Linked DNA regions of Homo sapiens: region 1 is linked to region 2. A link is an interaction called in ENCODE POLR2A ChIA-PET data of the cell type or tissue named here. Cell type or tissue: MCF 10A. All regions are shown on one strand. Links, peaks and the distances in the headings refer to the core of each region. The heading gives the core; the rest is flanking DNA. Region 1 overlaps LAMP2 (lysosomal associated membrane protein 2). Region 2 has its middle 7.8 kb from the start of PGRMC1.

Evidence for each region. ChIA-PET counts read pairs that join two places held together with the same protein. Peaks named below come from ENCODE experiments on the same cell type or tissue, not always from the same donor. Only the 100,000 strongest peaks of a DNase experiment are listed, where the experiment ranks them.
Region 1: POLR2A ChIA-PET joins it to region 2 with 5 read pairs; 2 of 35 experiments call an interaction of 5 or more read pairs at or near these places.

The regions. Positions count from the first base shown.
Region 1 is chrX:120,439,504-120,442,383 of GRCh38, forward strand. LAMP2 (lysosomal associated membrane protein 2) reads right to left here. Exons shown (of 9, transcript NM_002294.3): 8 at 2,227-2,391. Among named protein-coding and RNA genes, the nearest start is that of LAMP2, 28 kb to the right of the region's middle. In MCF 10A, for the core only: no CTCF peak of the experiment used is centred there; no DNase peak of the experiment used is centred there.
Region 2 is chrX:119,226,961-119,229,927 of GRCh38, forward strand. It overlaps the pseudogene NUDT19P6. Among named protein-coding and RNA genes, the nearest start is that of PGRMC1, 7.8 kb to the right of the region's middle. In MCF 10A, for the core only: no CTCF peak of the experiment used is centred there; a DNase peak (open chromatin) is centred at 1,771.

The DNA of each region.
Region 1 (2,880 bases), core at 180-2,679, 1.2 Mb after region 2:
ATGTGTATATATGCAGATATTCATATATATGAATACATGTATATTCATTTACATCTATAAACACAGCTCATATTGTAATGTGCATATATTATATGCACATTGTATATGTGTGCATATATATAATATATGCACATTATATATGATATATAATGCACACATTATATATATGATATATATTTTATATGTGATATATATGTGTGCATATACATATACATACACACATATATGTTTGTTTATATTCCAAGTCCTTTCCAAAATAGGCATATTACTTTATCAGAAATAAAGGGAGCTAATCTAGCCCACTTTTACATAGCCAGATTAGCCTCTCAGTGGTAGAGTGAATGTCTTTTGGGAAAGTGGAAACAGGATCAGGAAGGTATCATGTGATGAGAATAGCCAGGCTGGCTCTGTCTTTAGGGTCAGGGGTCAGCAAGCTGTAGCCCATGGGCCAGATCTGGTCCAAGAGCTAAAAATGGCCTTTACATTTTTAAATGGTTGAAAAAAATATTTTGTGACACATGAGAGCATATAAAATTCAAATTCCAGTGTCCATAAATAAGGTTTTATTGGAACCCAGCCACAGTCATCTGTTTATGTGTTGCTGTTTTCGTGCTACAATAGCAGGGTCAAATAGTTGTGACAGAGACCATATGGCACCAAAGCCTAAAACACTCACTGTTTGGAACTTTAAAGTTTGCAGATCGTGACTTAGTACATACAATTTTAGTGGCTGCAAAGTCAAGAAAACTGGGACCTCTTACTAATTTGAGCGTGCTTACTGCATTTCTTATCTGGTCAGGGTTGGCAGCCTAAGGGGGCTATTTTTTTCTACTTCTAGAAAGTGGTCTGATCCAGTAAAATCCAATCAACACTCTTCTGCCTTATTGCAATTCTATTTCTTTCCCCATACAGTCAAATATTACCTATGTGTTGTATTTATAGGTACCCACAGCCAAGAACCTAGTTCCACAAATAGATTATACATTCAATATCAGTATTAAATGCTGTATATCTCTTTGGGTGATATTTTTAATTCTATGTACATAAAAACCAAAGTTTCAAAGTAAGAGAAAGAGCACAGCTCATCTCTATTACAGGTGACTAGATAAACAGTCTTGAAGTGATGATACTAATACTGCAAACGATTTTAAACTGTAAACACAAATCTGGACTTAAAATTAGGGGAATAATGAAGGGGAGCCAGATAAAAAGTCCAAAAATAAAGCTACTAAAGGATCAAAATAATTGAAGTACATAAGCAAAACAGACAAAAGGGAAAATGAATTCTTGAAAATATTTTTAAAGTGTAACTAACGTCTTTAATCGCAAGAATGGTAGGGTGGAGAGCCCAATTTATTGTGGCCTAACCAAGTCAGACTAGGTATTCAACACCACTGCAAAAGTAGTCGAATGGCTCACAGTATATTCGCTTTTAAACACAGCTTCCACATTTCCTTCCAAACCATAGAATTAATGGTTGAAAAGGATGTGGATGCCTGGAATAGCTAGCTCTGCTCAACAGAGTTGTGATCCACAAACCCCCAATTTTAGGTAATAGGCTTAAAAGGACAAGTCAATTAAGGAATTTTATGTGCTTTTTTTCTTCATGCAAATTTTAATCTTGTAATGCCAAATATGTCTTTCATATTCGTATGAACACATTATAATGAGCCCTTCAAAAGGTTTCATTAAAAATCTAATAAATACCACCATTATCCCTGAGTGATCTTCAAAAAGCGTCATTCACACTGGCACATGCTTTGAAAACTCTCCAGATCGTTTTGGCTGGTAAAAACATAGTTCATGATATTTGAGGCTTTGCTACCGCTCTTTATCTTTTGTCTTAACAAAATCAGACCAAACTGCTTTCATTCAGGTATGAAAATGTTTCCAGTGAGAAGACGGCCTCAGGAAGCAGATGCAAGATGCTCAAAGCTGCTGCTCCCAAGTGCCATCTTCCCTACAAACTAAAACCCATACCTCAAATAAAGCTCACTTAAAGCTTCTATCAGTTTTAGCTTTAAGAACTTTTTTTGCAAATGATTTTAAGATCACAAAAACATCTCGGTTGAGCAAAATGATGAGCCAAATATAGAGTTGCACAATTTGGTCAAGGCTATGAATTCATATTCCTCTATTTCAACGTTTAAATGTCTATGATTCAAAGGAAAAGCCACCTGTCAACATAAGAACATAAATTATTAATGAAGTTTGCTTGATTCTTACCTGTAGAATACTTTCCTTGTGTCACATTGAAAGGCTGAACCCTTAGATCAAAGGTATTTATCTGAAATGCTCCAGACACTGAAACAGTCTGCTCTTTGTTGCACATATAAGAACTTCCCAGGGGGGCATCCCAGTAGCTGAGATTGTTATTTGCAATGCTGAAAACTTCAAAGAAAAGAAACAGGTTAGTAACTTCTTATCCTATCAACATCAAAAATGGGAAAGTTGGCCAGGCACAGTGGCTCACGCCTGTAATTCCAGCACTTTGGGAAGCCAAGGTGGGCAGATCACGTGAGCCCAGGAGATCAAGACCAGCCTGGGCAACATGGTGAAACCCTGTCTCTACAAAAAATACAAAAAAAAATTAGCTGGGCATGATGGTGCACACCTGTAGTCCCAGCTACCTAGGAGGCTGAGGTGGGTAGTTGGCTTGAACCTGGGATTGAGCTGTGGTCACACCCCTGCAATCTGGCCTGGGCATAGAGCGAGACCCTGTCTCAAAAAAAAAAAAAAAAAAAAAAAGGAACAGTCCTCAGGGTTTTTCAGTGAAGGCCTGGGGGACAAGATCAACCCACAAAAAGCAATTCTTACCATAACTAGGTTCCCTTATCTTTCTATAGATGTTTCTATAGTCTAAAAATCAGTCATATCCTT
Region 2 (2,967 bases), core at 310-2,809:
TTCAAGACCAGCCTGGCCAACATAGCGAAATTCCATCTCTATTAAAAAATTTGCAAAAATTAGCCAGGCGTGGTGGCGGGTGCCTGTAATCCCAGCTACTCTGGAGGCTGAGGCATGAGAATCGCTTGAACCCGGGAGACGGAGGTTGCAGTGAGCCGAGATCCCACCACTGCACTCCAGCCTGGGCAACAAGAGCAAAACTCCATCTCAAAAAAAAAAAAAAAGTACCCACTCTGTCCTGTATTTTCAACCTCTAAGCCTTACTACCTATCTTGCTGCAACTGAAGTCTATGATAGTTTTCAGAAGAACGAAAATCAAACCAGGGAATCCAATTCCCTCTTTTCCCTACCTCCTCTGCCTTAGTCAAGCTTCTCAAACTTCTTTTTTGAGAGATAGATCTCCTCAATCCTCATGTTCCACTCACTCCCTAGGCCACTGGAACCAGACTTCCACCCTTCTCATGCCACAATAAAAAGAGTCTGGCATAGGTAACCCAGGACTTCCTAACTGCCTAGTCCAACTTACACCTTAGTTTTCATCTTTCTTGATCCATTTACAGCCCTTGGCATTGTAAACCTCTCCCTCCTGGAAACCCTCTCTCCTCCCTTTGCTTCTATCGGACCACATTATTCTGCCATTTTCCTACCACTTGTGGTTTTTATTCTCAATCTCCTTGGTGGGTTTCTCTTCCTCTACTTATTCCTACAATGTTAATCTTCCCAAGACTCTATCTTGGCCCTCTTTTTCTCTCTGCAACCTGCCTATAAATGTCAGGCCAGTCATATGAGTAAGTAATGCGAGTCTGGTTGATGTGTGACAATGTAGTATATGCCAGAAATCACAAAGAAATGTGATCTTGCCCTGTTTTTATTTTGAAATAGTAACCCTGTTATCTTTCATTTTCCACTTTTGATAGAGTCATAGGTACAAAAAAATTTTGATTATCCACTTAATTCTGCTTTAACAAAAACAGAGCAAATGTGATAAAAGACAGCTGATACTTATTCTCAGCATTGGGGATACAGCAGGGAGAAGTGGGGCTTCTTTAGGTGTACCTGCTAAAGGAGGCAGCTGCTAATCAGAGATATAATGCCAGATCTTCTCTCTCTCTCTCTCTCTTTTTTTTTTTTTTTTTTTTGAGACAAAGTCTTGCTCTGTTGGCTAGGCTGGGGTTTAAGTGATTCTCGTGCCACACCCAGCTAATTTTTGTATTTTTAGTAAAGACAGGGTTTCATGATGTTGGCCAGGCTGGTTTCGAACTCCTGGCCTCAAGTGATCTTCCCACCTTGGCCTCCCAAAGTGATCTTCTCATTTTTTACGAGAACATTTTTATGTCAGAAATACAGGTTTTATGTAAAAATCTGTTGGTTAACTGCTTACATCTAATATTTTAAAAATTAAAATAATGTGAGGGTCAAATAAACATGTGCTTGAGCCAGCTGTAGTCACCAAGGCTAACAATTTTCAACCTTGGCTTAGAACATTGTGCAATGAGCCTTGAAAAGAGAGAGACCTCTGCCCTATATTCTCCTTGGGATCTAATTCAATGCCAGTGGTTTCAGCTACCACCCATAGGCTGTTACCTCCTGTCTTTACCCCTCCAGTCTAGACCTCCATCCTGAGCCCCAAACCCAAATATCCAACTGGACATATTACTGGATATCCCCACCAGAATGCTCCTTATGCCCGTGCTTTTCAAACATTAATGTGCATGTGAATCATCTGGAAGACTTGTTAAAATGGAGATTCTGATTCAGTATGTCTGGCATACTGCCCAAGATCGTGCATTCCCAACAAGCTCCCAGTGGATGCCAAAGCTTCTGGTTTATGAACCACACTTTAAAACACAATCCCCATTTGCATACAATGTCCTTTTTGCAAGTTTGCTCCTCCTGCTACTTATCTTCTCTTGATGAATGATACGCCATCCACCCATGCAAAAATTGGGGGCATAAGTCAGATGTAGAAGGAATGGGAGAAATAGAGGAGGAATCCAAAGCTCTGTCTCATCCACCTCCTTAATATTTATCATATCTACCCTTGCATTTATGTCCTCACTATCCCAACATTGATTTAAGCCTTCATTTTCTCCTGCGGTAAGGCTGGTGTCCCTGCTCTAGTCTCCACCCCTCCAATTGCAACCTCCATGCTCCTACGAGCATGACACTTTGAAAAAGCAAAATGATCTCATGTAAAGCATGGGCTCTGGGGCCGGAGTGCTGAGTTTAAATCCCAGCACTGCCTCTTACTAATTGTGTGACTTTGGACAAGTAGCTTAACCTATCTATGTATTGGTTTTTTTCATCTATGAAAAGAGGATGATAATAGACCCTCACTTGTGAGATAAATAAGATTTGAAAGCAGGAAGGGGAATGACCCATTAGAATATCTGGGGAAGAGCATTCCAGACAAATGGAATCACATGTAAAGTGTTCATAGCACTCAGTAAATACACATTAGCTGTGACACTGGCCACATCATTCCTAGCTTCATTATGGTTGGAGTGTTGAGGGTAAGGAGAAAGTAGAAAGAGATAAAGCTGGACAAGTAATCTGAGGCCAGATCATGGAAGGTTGAGTTGCCTGGGAAAGAGACTCTGTGATGGAGTTTACTATGTAGAAAATTGACTCAATAGTGCTCTTGGGATCTACACCTGAAATGTAAGACAAGGGAGTAGGATCGGGTGGAGGGAGAAGCTGAGCTTCAGTGCAGTCACAATGCAGCTTCCATGAATCCCACAGGGAGCTCTGAGCCTGGTATGACTCCTCGGAGTTGTCCTTAGATGGGGAAAGGGAGACAGGCCTTTATATCCCTGTATTGGCCATTCATTACCTGCAGGCTGCACTAAGAAGGATCTGTGACTTTGGGCTAGAAAGCTCTCTTTAGCCCAGCGCAATCTCAGGAAGAGGATTTCATTGCAAGCTGTCAGTCACCAACACTTTCAGCAGTTGGGGACCTGGGAGAAT